2 separate regions of the Mus musculus genome follow, and region 2 is linked to region 1. Evidence: chromatin loops called from intact Hi-C (ENCODE). Cell type or tissue: left cerebral cortex. All regions are shown on one strand. Links, peaks and the distances in the headings refer to the core of each region. The heading gives the core; the rest is flanking DNA. Region 1 has its middle 14 kb from the start of Pdia6. Region 2 overlaps Kcnf1 (potassium voltage-gated channel, subfamily F, member 1).

What was found. Hi-C counts contacts between places; a loop is a spot of excess contacts. Peaks named below come from ENCODE experiments on the same cell type or tissue, not always from the same donor. Only the 100,000 strongest peaks of a DNase experiment are listed, where the experiment ranks them.
Region 2: it touches region 1 in a loop (2.8-fold over the local background); 6 of 42 quality-filtered maps call a loop at or near these places.

The regions. Positions count from the first base shown.
Region 1 is chr12:17,248,269-17,256,592 of GRCm38, forward strand. No RefSeq gene overlaps it. Among named protein-coding and RNA genes, the nearest start is that of Pdia6, 14 kb to the right of the region's middle. In left cerebral cortex, for the core only: CTCF peaks have their summits at 4,931 (motif pointing right), 5,136 and 7,550 (motif pointing left); DNase peaks (open chromatin) are centred at 4,981, 5,366, 6,402 and 7,562; H3K4me3 peaks cover 453 bases; H3K27ac peaks cover 401 bases.
Region 2 is chr12:17,167,671-17,175,994 of GRCm38, forward strand. Kcnf1 (potassium voltage-gated channel, subfamily F, member 1) reads right to left here. Exons shown (of 1, transcript NM_201531.4): 1 at 4,430-8,324. The coding sequence ends at 7,031. Among named protein-coding and RNA genes, the nearest start is that of Kcnf1, 5.1 kb to the right of the region's middle. In left cerebral cortex, for the core only: CTCF peaks have their summits at 2,312 and 2,962; DNase peaks (open chromatin) are centred at 2,309, 2,970, 3,948, 4,950 and 7 more places; H3K4me3 peaks cover 4,902 bases; H3K27ac peaks cover 6,042 bases.

The DNA of each region.
Region 1 (8,324 bases), core at 41-8,040:
CCATTCTCTCTCTTACTTGCGCTCTTGCGCTTTTGCTCTCTCTTGCTCTGCGCGCTGGCGCTCTGGCGCGCTCTGGCGCGCTCTGGCGCGCTCTGGCGCTCTGGCTCCTAAAGATGTAAGAAGGGGGCTTTCGTTTTTGGGGCTTGGGGTTTTGCGCTCCTGACTCCCGAAGATGTAAGCAATAAAGTTTTGCCGCAGAAGATTTTGGTTTGTTGCGTCTTTCCTGGCCGGTCGTGAGAACGCGTGTAAGACTACAGCCCAGTCTTATGGAGGCATTTTCTTAATCGAGGTTCCCTCCCCTCAGATGGCTTTATGTTGTGTCAAGTTGATATAAAATTATCCAGCACAACTGATCTCTTGTCAACTCGAACACAAACAAATCACTGTAAAGCTACATCCTTTCCTTTCTCATTCATCCCCCAAGAATTCATATTAAAGCTTTAAAAACCCCAGTCTTTACAAATTCAAACACTTTTAAAGTTCAGTCTCTTTACAATAGAACATCTCTTTTAAAATCCAAAGTCTCTCAACTGTGGGCTCCTCTAAAATCAAAACAATTAAATACTTTCTTACTTCAAGAGGGGAAGAACGAGGGCCTGGTCACAATCAAAGCAAAACCAAACTCCAACAGTGTAAACAACCCAACACCCAGTGTCTGTGCCTTGTGCTCACTCACCATCCCCTGGGCTCCTCCAAGGGGCTTGGGTCACTTCGCCAGCTCTGCCCCCTGCAGCACACACAGCTTGTCTCCAAGGTTCTTGCTGACTCCACTCCATAGCTGCTACTGTTCTTGGTGCTCATCCCATGGTACTGGCATCTTCAAAATGCTGGTGTCTTCTGCTGCAACTGGGCTGCACAGTCACCAGCAGCCTCTCAGAGGCTCTCTTCATGGTGCCAAGCCTGAGTTTCTCTGCATGATCCCTGCAGTCCTGGACCTTCAACTGCCACTGAGGCTACACCTTCACCAATGGCCTTTCTTAGCCTCTCAGTGCCGAGCCTCAGCTGCTCTTCATGCCTTCAAAACCAGCACCACCTGGGTGACTCTTACGCTACCGAGAAGCTGCCAGCACGAGACACAACCTTGGCTACCTCCAGAACACAGCTTGTGTGTGCTGACCCCGGGGATGTGCTTCCCAGAAGATTTCACCTCCTCAACCTTGGTCTCTTCTTAATCAACGTAATCAGCTCCAGCTGGCAGGCATCAAGTATCCTAGCAAAGCAAAGGTTTCTCTTTAGTGGTTAATCACAGTTGATTCTTCAGCCCCAGCTAGCCAGAAACACGAACTCCTAATTCAAAATAACAAATGGACCCATAAGGGTTTTTAAACTTCTCTCTGAAACGTCACAAGCCAGGCCTCTAGCATCTGCATTGCTCTCGACATTCCTACTCTCCAAGCTCCTACAGAAACGGCTCGCCAAGCATTAAACACTCAATGGCTTTTCTTGCACGAAGTTCCAAAGTCCTTCCACCATCCTTCTGAAAACAACATGGTCAGGTCTGTTGCAATCCTGGTACCAAGTTGCCTTAGGGTTCTACTGCTACAATGAAACACCATGAGCAAAACACAAGCTGAGGAGGAAAGCTTCTATTTGACTTACACTTCTACACTGTGGTCCATCACTGAAGGGAGTCAGGGCAGGAATCCAACAGGGCAGGAATTAGAGGCAGGAGCTGATGACCATGGAAGGGTGCTGCTTACTGGCTTGTTCATAATGACTTGCTCGGTCTGCTTTTATAGAACCAAAGACCACCAGCCCAGGGATGGTACCATAGTGGGCTGGACCCTGCCCCCCAAATCACCAAGAAAATGCCTTACAGGTTTGCCCAAAACCCAATCTTATGGAGTCATTTTCTTAACTGAGGTCCTGGCCTCTTAGATGACTTTGGCTTGAATCAAGTTGATGTTAAACAGGGCTTTTTTTTTTTTAAGGGGGAAGGGGAGAAGAGGAAAAAAGGCACTTCCCTCCAGATCTTACAGCCTGAGTTCAATGCCCAGCCTGCACATGGTGGAAAGAGAAAATGTAAATTCCACTGTCTTGCACTATAAGCAGCAACCTTAGACAGTAAATCCCCTCATGACACTCCCCTTTACCTCCCCAGGGACTCTACATGAGGAGGTCTCGGCGGGGGGGGGGGCACAGTTTATATAGCTGTCAGAGCAATTAATACCTGTTAATTATTTTTTAGCACCTTCTTACTTCAAACGTAGCCTGGTGAGAGCAATAAATTTTATTTCTACTCTCTCGTGTCCCTACAGATAAAATCCACCCACCTTACTATGGACGGACCATGTCCCGCCCACCATCAGACTCACCCTATTCTGGCCCAAGCCAGCTGGGCTAACCCCAGGCACACTAACCTAGGGGCTTGCCTGCACACAGTCTATTTTTGACCCTTCAGCCTTTCCTCACTCTATACCTTCTTCTTGGAATGCCTGGCATGCCTACCCAGCCCCAGCTCAGGGAACAGCCTGCCACAAGCCATTCAGAACACAGATATTAACTTGACACCTATACCTGCCCTGCTCAGAAGCCCCACCACCAACACCACACACACAGCCCTAACACAACCAGCACACCTCTTACAGAGGTGTCACACACCCATTTTCTCCCCTCCTGTTCAAGTCCTTGCTTGAAATGGAAGGAAATGGTGTATTGAATTGGACCAGCCTGGAATTCAGGGCACTTGGCTTTCCATCCTGCATCTGCCACTTACTCTCCGTGCAAACTCAAGCCAGTTCCTTAATCTCCCTGAGCCATCCTTTCTGCTTGTCTTAGTTGTTTTCCTACCACCACGATAGAACACCCTGGCGTAAGCAACTTCAGGAAGGGAGTCTTATTTTGACTCATAGTTTGAGGGTAGCAGGAATTCATGGCAGCCAGAGCGAGAGGCAGCTGGTCACGTGACATCTACAGCTGGGCAATAAAGAGGGAGGTATACCGGTGCTCCGTGCTTGGCTTGCTTTCTCTCCTTCAGCCCAGGACCTTTATGGTGGGTTCTCTCTAATGGAGAAAATCCCTCTCAGGTGCACCCAGAGACTCCACCCTTCATGTTTCTAGGTCCTGTCAGGTTGACAATCAATCCAGACCGTCACACTGCAACTCTCTAATTTTATATTACTAATGCATAGCTGTTGTCATTCTTTTGTTCTAGGAATGTGTGTGCACCCGGGAGGAGTTGGTTTGTTTTGCTCAGCAATAACAAACCTGACTTTCCAGGGTGCTGGCAGTTCTCCTTCTTAGGGACTCCCATCCTGACAGGTCACTGCGTGTCCACATCTCCCCTTTCTACAGGCATCTTCATCCGACTCGGGTGTGTTTTCTTCTCTCCCATCCGCTTTTCTTCTTTTTCTTTTCACTGTGTTATCTCACATGCTTTGGGGTGAGGCAGGGCTGACATAGGCAAGCAAATACTACCAAACAGCAGTGACACCTCCGAGATGATGGCGCAGAGAAAGACTGAGCGTCAGAGGAACTTCTGGAACCTTTTCCCTTGTAATGGGTGTGTGTGTGTGTGTGTGTGTGTGTGTGTGTGTGTGTGTGTGTGTGTGTGTGTGTTGAGAGATTTTTTTTCAATTTTTGGTGTCTTGTTTTATTTTAGTTTTGAAATGTCTCACTGTGTTACCCAGGCTTAGCTAAAGCAATCCTCCTGTCTCAGACCCTCACATCCTATGCAGCTATGCCTGGCTGCTTAGTGATTATCCAACTTCCTCAGCTTCCTCACATTGAAACACAGATACCAGCCATGCCAGCACCATACAGCTATTGTGATTGAATAGCTCAGGAAGGCCAGCCCCTAGCAGGTGCAATACCTCGCAGCAAACATAGTGATGCCTGGGGAACTGGAAGGTTCTTAAAGGTCTCCAAGATGAGACTGGTCCCACTGAACTCAGGGTCCAGGCAGCAGAAGGAATGTCCCCCAAAGGGTACAGCTGCAACCTTGTCTCCTGGAGCAATCGGATCTCACACAGGCTCTCTCCACAGAGGGCTGGATCCCTCCAGAAGGCTCAACTCTCCTCCTGCCCAGAGGATGGGAAGTCTGACCCAAGGCTCTTGGCCAGATCCTTCCGTACTTAGGACAAGTCCATCTAACCTTTCGGGCCTTTTCCTAGCTGCTGACAAGGAGCCAAATGGACCATGTCCTTCAGGACAGGATACTGGGGGTGCCTCCGACTACCTACTGAGGAGACACCCTTCCATTATAAGTGAACACCCTTATTAGTAATCATGAGAAGTGAACCGGACTCACCTAGAGATGAGCCGTGGCTCCCATCCCTGTGAGTCTGAGCCTGAGCCTGAGCCTGAGCCCTCAGAGCTTGTGGCAGGCTCTGCTCTCTCTAGCACTGTGCCTGGGGGTGGGCTTGGAAGGCAGGCTTTGGGGATCCCCTCACCTCCTCAGCCACTGACGCCCCTGAGCCTGAGGCGGAGAGGTCAGTGTCCCCAGTGGCTAGGCCCCACATGGGCAGCAGAGAGGGCCATGCCACAACAGAGGATAAAGTGAAGGCCACAGGAAGTTCTCAAGATAGAGTACCAGGCTTGGTCCTCTATGACAGTGACATCAGGGGGCAGCAGAAAGGACATAGTGTCCAAAGCAAAGAGCAGCACCTAAGGAACAGCATGACTTTGAACACACCATTCAACACCTCTCTTCACTCACCCGTGCTGCATGGATAACAGTGATCCTACTGGGTGGGGGGGGGGGGGGGGCGGGGGGAGAGCACAGCTCAGGAGACACACAGTGGGACTAAACTGTGAAGTTCATCTTACCATGTTTAAGTGTGCGCAGCCATGAGAATGGCACATCCCCGCCTCTCTTGTCACCTCTTCCAGTTGTCAGTTTATTAACTCTTCAGATCTACCTTTCTTCACCTGCTGTAGGATGCTGGAGTTGGGCCCATGGAACCTTCTTCCCCTTTGCCAGCTGGTGCAATGCTAGATTTTGTCAGTAGAGGGCAGTGAAGAAACCACTGGGTCTTGGAGGAGGGATGGGCTGCTCTTCCCGGTGCCTGCGGTGCCATTTCTCCCCAGCACAGCTGCTAGCGGGATGATGTTGGAGCGCTAGCAAATCTGGCAAGTCACTCCATCCTCGTGGCAACCCTACCAATGGGGACCGCTACCGTCTCCACAGGACGGACCACAAGGTCTAGACACAGAAAATTTATAAAAGCAGACAGGGACTTCCTGATCTTGAGTGACAGAATTCAGGGCAACTCCTGGTCTTGATTGCAGGCTCTAGAGTTCACCTGACCTGCAGAAAGCCCACATGCGCTTTCTGGAAGCCCTATTACCTGAGGGAACTCACCATCCAAGCCTCGTATCTGGGAGGCTACCTGAGGTGGACCCATGTGGCCCAGCAGAATAGACACAAGCGCATTAGAATTGGCAATGCTCCTTGCTGTTCCCCCACGCGGTGAGTTCACATTATAATGAAACGGTGTAAATTTAAATTTAATTCCCTTATCTCTTCTAGAGTCTGCTGTGCAGGAGGAAAATTTTTTTTTTAAGACAACCTTATGCTGTGGGAGCATTGTACATCATCCAGTGAGCCAGAATTTGCAGAACCCGGGGTCCTGGGTTCATGGCCAGCATTTGGGAACTGAGGAAGACTTGACTTCTCAGAGCCCCAGTCTGAAGGAATGAGAGATGAAGTGATGGGGTCAGTGTCTACCAGTGATCTGTTACAGAATTGGGGGGGGGCACAGTGGAGGACCCAGCCCCAGAGAAGGAGGGGGAAAGCCTCTTAGAGGAGGAGGGCACACAATTCAGAAAGCTCCAGAATGTTCTGTCCACAGAGAATTTTTCTCTCTGAAGCCCAGTGCTGAGGGCAGCAGTGACCCTGGCCCACATAGAGCACTGCCTTTGACCTAGCAGGGGAGACTTTACATTTTAAATCACAGATCACAAGTGGAGCCCAAAAGGCACCGGGAGGAGCTGGTTGCCTGGCTTTGAAAGCCTGCCGCCCGAGGCTGCCAGACAGGGAACTTTTCTCCCAGATCTGTGATGTGCTTACTGTATAAGCTGCTGGGATTTTGTGACATTAGAAAATTCCTAATGCCCAGCTTAATCCGCCTTCAGAAGTTTGCAGAGGTGGGGGAGGGGGAGGAGTCTATTTTAGGATTCAGTTTCCCTTGGCAGCATCAAAGGGTAATGAAATAGAAGCTCTCATGAAAACTTGAGAGAGCAGGTGTTTCTACAAGTATAGAGACCCAGGTGTGACAACCAGGTCCTGACAGCCCGAGTCCCACTTTCAGACGCCTGGTGGTATCGATCCTTGGAGATATAACTTCACCGTTCCAGCCTTGATTCCCACATCTTTTATTTCATGTGTCTCCTGGACTATGTTGTGTAACAGGCATTCGCCTAGGGACACACGTGAGCCCGAGTGTTCATCTTACCTTCCTGAGCACTGATCCATCCATTCATGTGAGAAGGGTGTGTCTACACTCATGGGTGAAGGTGCACCAGCAGTCTTGAAATTTCTAAGAGACTGAAACAAAGCCAAGATGGTGGTAACCTTGATCTCTCTACCTGGCAGAATTAGAAGAGCAAGCAGCCTGGGTTCCTGCAGTGAGCAGCTAACACACACACATAGACACACACACACACACACACACACACACACACACACACAGAGAGAGAGAGAGAGAGAGAGAGAGAGAGACAGAGACAGAGACAGAGAGAGACAGAGACACAGAGAGACACACAGAGAGAGCAGCTAAAGATGAGCCTGGCTTCATTCTAGGAGGAGGTAGCTGTGGTAAACAGGGCATGAGACTGTAGGAGGAGAACGTTGCTTCTGAGTCCTGGGTTTGGTCCAGGTTGATGTCTGTCCCTCTATGAAGCTGGACTGATCACGGGCTGGGTGTGTAGGGCTGTAGCCTCAGCTGTCCTGAACATACAGCCAGGGTCTGCATCTGACCTTGCCCCAAGAGAGATGTTTAGGAGTGCTGTGCCCCAGGAGAGTGAGGACTCGTGGCTTCTTTTCATGCCCCCAAACTACCCATGCCCTCACTCTCCTGCCGTATCCCTCCCCCTCCCACAATCTTATAAGGAAAAGCGACCCAGAGAGCTGGAAGCCCCCAGGATTCTGACTCCCATGTCACTGGGTTTCTATAGCTAAAGGGGGGGGGGGGTCAGATCAACCATGGATTAGAGTCTACCTTACATTTCCTGGGTCCCAAAGATGGCCGTGGACATCCCAGTTTCCCCTCATAGCTCCTTCCATCCCTAACCTTTCCAGCCACCCTCTCTTCTCAACAGAATGCCTCATCTCCCCCCACCCACCCACCCACCTAGCTTCCAGACCCTGCTACACCCAAGAAGATGCCGACAATGGGCATCAGCCAAGCCAGGACGCTGAGGTTGGGACCACACTGTGTAGCATAGGTGGTTTGAAATCTCTACCACAGAATCTATTTTTAATGACATAAACATTTTATTTTGAAGCCTGGCACACAAAGAAAAATGTGCACAAATCATGGGCAGACAATTCAGTTTCCACAGCTCAGACTGCGTAACAGAGCGAGCGGAAGTGCCTCCTGGTGGTCTGTCCCTATCATTACCCCCTCTGGGGTGCCTGCTTCAACTTCCCAGTCCATTTCTGCTGGTTGTTTTGAGCTCATGATTTGATAATATTTCGCTGTCTGTCTATCTGCTACTTGCTAGTTGTTCTTTTACCCTGGACTTGCGATATACTTAGTAAACTCACTCATTCAAAACAGGAAGTATGGCTATTGTCGATCATTCTCTGGATTAAACAGAACACCCCCACATCCAAGAAGGTGCCCATGTGGGAAGGAAGCCCTCTCTGAAGGAAAAGAGGCTGTGTAGGGAAGGTCAAAGGCATTCCGTTGTTGAAAGCTCTGAGTGGCTCCATGGCCAGAAGAGACAGTTTTCTGTCCACCCCTGCAGTTACCCAGTCAAAGGGACACAGGGGAGCAGCCTCCTTCCAGCCTATTTGGTACAGGTGTGTGCATGTGGCCAGGTTTGTAGGCATGGCCTCTCAGGTAGTGGCTGCAGCAGGAGTGGCTTGGGCCTTGTAAGAACACAGAGGCCAGCAGCTTCTCCCTAAGAGTCACCCTAGCTAATTTCTCCCGCTTAGTGAGCCGAAATGACTCTTAACAAAACCATTGTGCTTCCACAGGCTGGATGTGGGATTCGAGATTTTAGGAAAAGCTCCCTGAAATCAATCTAGAAAAATCATTTGGAGAGGCTGATAAGATGGTTCAATCAGGACAGCGCTTGCTCTGCAAACCTGAGGCCCTGAGTTGCATCCCCAGAACCCACACCAAAATGCTAGTCATGATGTTGCATGCTTTCAAGCC
Region 2 (8,324 bases), core at 216-8,215, 80 kb before region 1:
GGGAGGGTTCCCAGAGGATGGATCAGGATCAGCAGAGACAGTAGACGGGACATTTTACCCAACAGCAGCAGTGAAAGCTACTTGGCCATTTTTCCCAATAGCCCTTCCTGACAGGGGACATAGGAAGAGCCCCAGACCAGGGATGATTCGACTGGATGTTTTCTAAATGTGAGCTCTTAACTGTTCTTTCTCTTAAAGACCCAAGGAGCTGGGCGTGTGGTGCACACCTTTAATCCCAGCACATGGGAGGCAGAGTCTGGCAGATTTCTGAGTTCGAGGCCAGCCTGGTCTACAGAGTGAGTTCCAGGACAGCCAGGGTGATACAGAGAAACCCTGTCTTGAAAAACCAGAAGGAGGAGGAGAAGAAGAAGAAGAAGAAGAAGAAGAAGAAGAAGAAGAAGAAGAAGAAGAAGAAGAAGAAGAAGAAGAAGAAGAAGAAGAAGAAGAAGAAGAAGAAGAAGAGCATACATACCTGAATTCCTCTTGAAGATTTCAACACTGCTCTTCAAAAATAAAGTGAGAGGCTCTTCATAGGTGTTCTGGGATTTTGGTACCTAACAATATCTTCGGGGCACCAAGCCTGTACTAGGTTCTTCTCTACTCCCACTATAGGACTCTGCACTGATCAGTGATGTGTTCACATATGGTCATGCTCTTGACAAGGCCCCAGGAGCTCCATGACATGTCTGTCTATCATTGGCAATCATCTGACCTGGTTGCTCCCTGATGCTTTGTGGGGAGGGATGCAAACTCCCACCCCAACATAGACATGAGAGTCAGACTATGAGGCTGTTCAAATGTCTTTCCCTGGGCAGAGGGGTCCACACCAGGCAGAGGAGGGGACTCTGCAGCCTAACCCCAGCTTCTGACAACATTGATGCTGCTGCTTCTGTTTCTCGGGGACTTTGCTTCAGAGTGAGGGGAGTCACTCAGAGAAGGGAGCACAATGTAACACATCTGGGAGACAGGAAGGGACATTAACCTTTCAGACCCTTCTCTGTAGCCCTTTCTCATTTCTCTGGGAGTTCAATTCCTTTAAACAAGAGAATAGAGGGTAACTTCCTGCCCCTTGCACAAGGTCAGGCCAGTAACCTCAGAAACAGAAAAGGTTGAGTCAGCAGGGCAACCGGGAGGTCCTAGCCTCACCCTATGTAGCCTGGATCACCCTAGAGCCCAGTCACTGCCCCCTGCCTCAAGTCTCAGCCCTCAGGCTCAATGTTGGGGTCCCTACCTGCATGCAACACTCCTGTGCTCCAGTTAATCAGCACAGAAGGACCTTTGGAGCCTCCTGTCCTCAAGTTCAATGGCCTCTGGTCTCAGGAACAGAATGCTGTGGTCACTTCTCAGGATGGAGGACAAGCCTGCCTATGGCCCTGTACTAGAAGCCAAATTCTCTGGAAGAGGAGAGAACCAGAAGTGGAGGAAGTTGCTTCAGAATACAGTGGACTTCCTCCTTTCTTTCTGTGGGAAGGAACACACACACACACACACACACACACACACACACACACACACTCAGGCATGGACATGGACACACAAAAACGCATGGGGGGAAGACAAACAGATACACACAGAAACTCACATACACAAAGAGACACATACAGACACACAGACACACACAAAGAAGCACAAATATGCCCAGACACACATACACATATGGACACAGACACACACATATATGGACATAGAGATACAGACACATACACAGAGATGTACACACACACACATACATGCACAAACAGATACACATGTATAGACACACTTGCACAAAAACACAAAGATACACTGAGATAAACATACACACTGAGACATACAAAGACACATAAATACACACACACACACACACACAGAGAGAGAGGGGGGGGAGAGAGAGAGAGAGTATTGTACACTTAGCATGTGCTCTTTGGTAAGGTATATCCCTCACACTGGCTATGAACATTAGACTCCAAAAGGCCAAGAGGTCTCTGTGGAGGTTGGAAATGACCCAGCCACTGTGTATGAAGTGCCATGTGAATGGCCAACCGGTGCTGAGCTTCACCACACTGTGGGAAGCTGTTAGAGGGGCTGCATTCTCAGGTATATTTCCAGAACCTCTGTCTCACATGTTGAGGCCCCTATCAGCGACCATCAGTGGGTGGGGTGGGGTGGGGATGGGCTGAGCCATAAGTGAACGTAGAGACCGAATTCAGAGTGGATCAGTTCCCACAGCTACCATAGCTTTGAGGTGCCAAGAGCTACACTACTTTCCCACATTCTGTCTCCTTCATGTGGAGAGACGTGGGTGAACCCTAGAGTTTCCACAGCATGAATTCTGTTCCACTCCACCAGGAGGGCACACAGGGCAGTGTTACCTCTGGGACAGGAAGGTGGCCAGCAGGGAGTGAAAACAAAGATAGAAATCTGATTGGTGGATAGGGACAGACTTCTGAGGAGCAGGAGGGTGCTGCGGACAACAGGGGCCTCTGGTGCACAGGGCTGGGTGACAAGCCATATACAGGGGTAGGTGACAAGCCATAGGCCTAGTGTAGTGGAGAGAGAAAGAGATGAGGATGAGATGTACTGTGCAGCCATGCCACAGAGAGAACAATGGTAGGCTCAGCAGCTCCTCTTCACCTTGTAGTTGGGGAGACACCAAAGAGCAGCAACGGGGACTGGCTTGCACCCCTATTCTCACAGAAGAGCGGAATGGGTGGCAGTTAGCATCCTCAAGGGTCCAATTTACTCGAAGCCCCATTGCCAGGGTCTCTGGCTGGCCCTCTTCTGGGTCCTATGGTTCAAGACCAGGATGCACGCACACGGCTAAGCCCGCCGAGGAACCAGACAGCCAGGGAGCTGGCATGGAGAACGGTGCTCCTGGTGACTGAGTGGCGGTGCACTAGCAGAAGCTGGGTGTCAGTGAAATCCTCACTCTGATGGTAAAAATGCGCCGCCAGGCACACCATGCATAGAGCTGTCTTCCCACAGGCGACAGGTGGGAGGCCTCAGTGTTTCTCATTTCCCCAGAGGAAACCTGCAACATCAAATCATTCTGGCGGGGAGGGGGCAGGCAGCCTTTCCACAGAGTGAGGGAAATTGAGAGCTGGTTCTTGCAAGCAGAGAGGTTTGTGAAGGCCATTGCTAGTGTCTTACCTGCCTCAACAGCTCTCCCTAGGGAACAAATGTCTCAGATTACTCTACTTATTTTATGAGATACATCCAGACTGAGGCTGTAACTCCTTGTGTGTGGTCAGGACAGACCCTGAATGCCACATGGTCACATATCTGCCCAGAGCAGCTTACCAAAGGACATATACTGACATTTTTTCTTACCTTATAAAACACTACCACTTACAAAGTGAAGCCTTCCAGAGACTGGATGACACCATCCTTCACCTTATTAGGAAGCTGGGCCAGCCCTGAGGTGGGGCCCTGAGGCACTGGGCTCTGGTCAAAGCTGCTATGTGGGGGCAGAATAGAGGGTGGGGGGGAGTGGCTGACCCATATTCAGATGAGTGAGTCAGCTGAAGTTTTTATCTAGTTCCCACCACTGTCACCGGTCTATGGCTTCAGTTTTCTGGCCTCAGTTTCCCTATCTATAAGCCAGACTGACCAGTTTACTTCCTGTGCTATTTACAGACCAAATAAAACATTTTGTATGTGACTACATGTCCTTTCCTTGGGGAAAGCACATAGAAATTAATTTGTATTTGCACACATATACAATTCTACTCCAAATGGCACAACTATGTACTGTCAATGTTAACAGAAGTGGAACAAAAGTATCCCTGTGACTTGCTCATGAGTGGCTCAAAGATGTCAATTCAGGGCCACAGTTCCTACATATGTAAATACTCAACAATACTTTGTTGTTTTCCCTGTTAATATAGATGTTCTGTAACCTCTGAAACATTTCCTTGCTTTTAATGGATGTGAGTAATGAGTGATGCCCACACAGAAAAAGAAGCAAGTCAGACAACTTGCTTAGAAGAGAGATGTGAACTGACAGTGGCTAGGAATCAGGAAGATGGAGGACAGGGGCAAGCCTGAAATGCAAGGATCAGGCTGAAAGATAAGCCAGGCAGAGAATTTTCAGGAGAAAAGGAAATAGGGAGCTGAGAGGCTGTGACACAATAAGGACCCAGATAAAATGGCCTCTTTCCTGCAATTTCTACCCTACACTCCCTCCCCAGAGCCATCAGCATCCAGGTATCTCTCCCACAAATCCCAGCTCCTAGGGAATTCTTGGTTATTCTTCTGGAAGGGTTCTTGGGCAGCCCTGGAGGCTACCTTAGATGTCTTTCCCAGCCCACTGTGGGACAAACTTCCTTCATTAGGGCCAGAAAGGAAGTCACTCAGGTTTTGTGGGACATCTGGTCTACCTCAACTCCTTAGCTGTGTCTTATACCTCCTTAGCCATCACTAACAATCTCAAAATACACAAGCAGGCAGGTTAGTTCCAATAACACTTTATTTATGGACAACAAATTTTGAATGTAAAGTACTATTCACGATTCACAAAATGTTATTCCTTTGAGTTTTTTTTTTCATCAACCATTTAAAAATATAAAACCTATTCTAAAGTCATGGGTTGTGCAAAAACAGATGGTCCACCAGGTCTGGCTATGGTTATTCTGATAGTTCAAAGCCATTTTGTGGATTAGCAGCCCCAGGCTCCAGCTGTACCTGGAAGCTTGTTGAGAAAGAACACCTTTTTTCAGCTCTACAGATGCAAACCCTGGATTTAACCCAATCACCATGACTCATGTGTACTTTAAGTTATAAAAATACTGACACTGAAGGGTCATCTCAGACATTCTAATTTCACAGCAATGGGGTGTAGCCTGGACACCAAGCTTTCAAAACTCCACACCCAACCCCTGTTGGTTCTAAGGTACAAGTTTTCAAGTACTTGAAACCCAGATATTTCCTAGGGACTGTCCTGGCTCTCAGAACATCTGGACCACTCCTCTGTGACAAAGCATATCACTGTGTAAGGATCACTATCAGTCACTCAGTCCCCCTGGGACCAGTGGATCCTAGACTATGGAGATCTCACAGATGGCTCACTTCTCTGGGCTTGGTCTTCTATTCCTGAACGAGCAGCAAAAAGATACTTTGGATCTCTGAGTATTCTTCCCTGTAATTCCCCACCTCGATCTCCAGTACCACTACCCCAGAAGTCAGGGAACAGGAAGATAGCCTTCTGTCCCAAGGTCACTCAGCTCTCTGTAAATCTTGGGCTTCTCCCACTCTCTGGGGCTATGAGGATGGTACCCCATATTCTAGCTTCCCAAGGATTCTGCATAGAGGGGACAAACAAAGACAAGCCAACCTTTCGGCAAATCTCCTGAGCTCCAAGAACAAACAATACCCTGGTAGTCCCTGTCCTCCCTTATCTAGAGTCTCTACTTCCTCAGACCCCAACTTCTTCCTCTGCCTTTAATATCTCCAGGACCTGGTGTCAGCCTGGAGAAATGTGAAGAGGAGGCATACGTTTGGAGGAACCAGTGCCTTAGCCAGCTAGAAGTGCTAAAGACCTTCAGGTTCCTAAGTGAGAGGGCTGGGCAGACATGGGGCAATCCCTGTGTCCCCTAGGATGGCCATTGATGTTGCTGCTACATGGGCCATCTACCCCAGGTCTGAGTATCTTAACAATGAAGCCATGAAGTAAGCCTGCACCCTGAAGATAGAACCTCGACTCTTAAGACTTCTCCCTCCGAATGACAACCTCCTTCCTCATAGAAACACTGCCATAAGAATCAGAAGCTCAAACCTTGGAAATTCTGGAGAGGCAGACTTAGAAGGTGCCCTGAAAAATAAGCCCTCCTCATACTTCTGGGAAAATCTGTGCTCAGGGAAGAGAAAAGAGCCAACCAGAATAGAAGCAGATGGAAGATACCTCTATCCCTCCCTTTTTACCCTCTACCTCCTACTCCACCACAGTGTTCCTTCCTTGGTGCCCCCACAGCTGGGGTAGGGTGCTGGGGTGAAGAACAAGGCTCTACGGCTCCTAGAAGGTAGAAAACCATAAAGGGTTAGGCCCACTGGCCCAGCTTAGCCTTTGGCCAAGAGCAGCACTATAGTGTCGTGCCCGTCCTTTAACTGCCCTTGTGCCCAGCCAGCCCAGACCAGCAGAGACCCCAGTGGGCAGGTGTGCAACTCACTGCTTCCCCTTCAATAAATGACTGAGCCATCCTAATGCCAGGAGCTGAACTAAGAACTGTGATTCTCTGAGGTCCCCCTGATACACAAATATCTGAGGAATTTGGACCCTCCCTTGTAAGACTCCCAAAAGGCCTCTGCCCCAATACAGCCTGTTGTTGGAGAGACCACATGGGAACAATCAAAACCAGAGTTGAATTTCTCCTCTGTTGTGACCCTGAGCCTCAGTTTTTTTACCTGTAAAATGGGGGTGCCAGTCTATCAGAGTAGCTGGAAAGGAAAAAGGGGGTGTGGAAAGGGCTACTCCACAGATGATAACTGTGAGTTAGCTGCCCCACCAATGGGCTCTGTCACCTCTCCTTCCTCCCCAAACCTCAGGGAGCCAGCTTTCCCACAGAAGGAAGCAGGAGAGTGTCTCCTGGAATGTGGCAAGGCGCCTTGGAGCTGAACCTTGCCTTGCAGCCCTTCTTTAATTAGCTCTCAACTAAAAATAGCTACCCCCCACTCCCTCTGGAGCTGCACACCTCCTTCCTGGCCTGGCACTAGGGTGTGCAGTAGTCACTCTTGGGGTAACCAGCCTGAGACAACCCACAGCACGGAGGGTATGCTGAACAGGAGGTTTTATTGAGGGGGACACAAAAGCAGATGTGAGCTCATGCCAGGCCATCTGATAGCCCAAAGTGGCCCTGTGGCTCCTGCACTCCCCAGGTCCCCTGTACCTGGACAGCTGGCACCCAAGGAGTCTTACCCAGTCTTGGCAAAGGTCTGCTCAGGGGAGGGCTGGAAGACACAAGCAGCTCCTCTGAAACCACAGACGTGCCTACTGACATGTCTACCCAATGGTTTGTCCATCCACAGCCCAGTCCGTCCCTGCCAGGGAGTCCAGCTCTCACTTGCAACTCTGTAGGCGGGTCCTATGATGCTTCTCCTCTGTCAGCAGGGGAATGAAGGTATCGCTGTGTGAGAGCTTCAGCCGGCTACCCCAGCTTGGCCCCTCCCTGGCAGCAGGCTCTGGGGGCAGGGTGTCCAGGTCGCTGCGAGAACCCCCGGGCTTGCCTTCTGCACTGCTGGAGTTGAGCTCCATCAGCTCCAGCTCATGCTTGGCTGCCGTCTCCAGGACACGTTGTTTGTTGTAGTACCTGACAAAGTTGTTAATGATGGGGTGAATGGGCAGGGCAATGGCAATTACCCCACACAAGAAGCTGATGGCTGCGTTGAGCTTGCCCAGAGTGGTCTTGGGGTAGATGTCACCATAGCCCACTGTGGTCATGGTGATGATAGCCCACCAGAAGGACTGGGGGATGCTCTTGAACAGAGTTTCAGGATGGCTCTGCTCCATGGTGTAGCCCAGTGCGGAAAAGACGAAGATGCCCACGGCCAGATACATAAGCAATAGCCCCAGTTCCTTGAAACTGCGCTTGAGGGCGTAGGTGAGGGTCTGCAGGCCGGAGGAGTGGCGGGCCAGTTTGAAGATGCGTGCGATGCGCATGATCCTCAGGGCCTGCACTGCCTGCTGTACGTTGGTCAGCTCCATCATTCTTGCGCCCAGGTGCGTGAGTGTGAGGCTCACATAGAAGGGGAGAATGGCCAGCACATCCACGATGTTCATGAAGGACAGGGCAAAGTGAAGCTTGTTGGGCGATGAGAAGAGGCGCAGCAGGTACTCCAGAGTGAACCAGCCGATGCAAGCCGTCTCTACGTTCTCCAGCGTTGGGTGCTCCACGCGGTTGCCTTCGGAGTCCACCACTTGCAGCTCGGGTATGGTACCCATGCACATGACCACGGAGGAGACAAGGATGAGCAGGAAGGATAGAACCGCCACCACCCGCGCAGGGCATGAAGACTCCGGCTTCTCTAGGAACTTCCAGACACACTTCTGGCAGCGGCGCCAGCGGCCCTCAGCAGCGTCAACACCCAGGTCGTCCAAGATGAGCTGCACCCTGCGCGCGATCTCCTCCAGCTCCTCGCGCTTCTCGCTCAGATGGCTCTTGCAACAGTCATCCAGGAATTTGAGGTCCACCTTCCAGAAGTCCATCTCGTTCTTGAAGCAGATGGGGCAAATGCCCTTCTTCATGTGGACCTCCCCGAAATAGTATACCTCAATGACACACTTGAACGCGTCTGGGTCCCGGTCAAAGTAGAATTCGCGCTTGCCCGGATCGTAATCGTCGCACAGAGAGAAG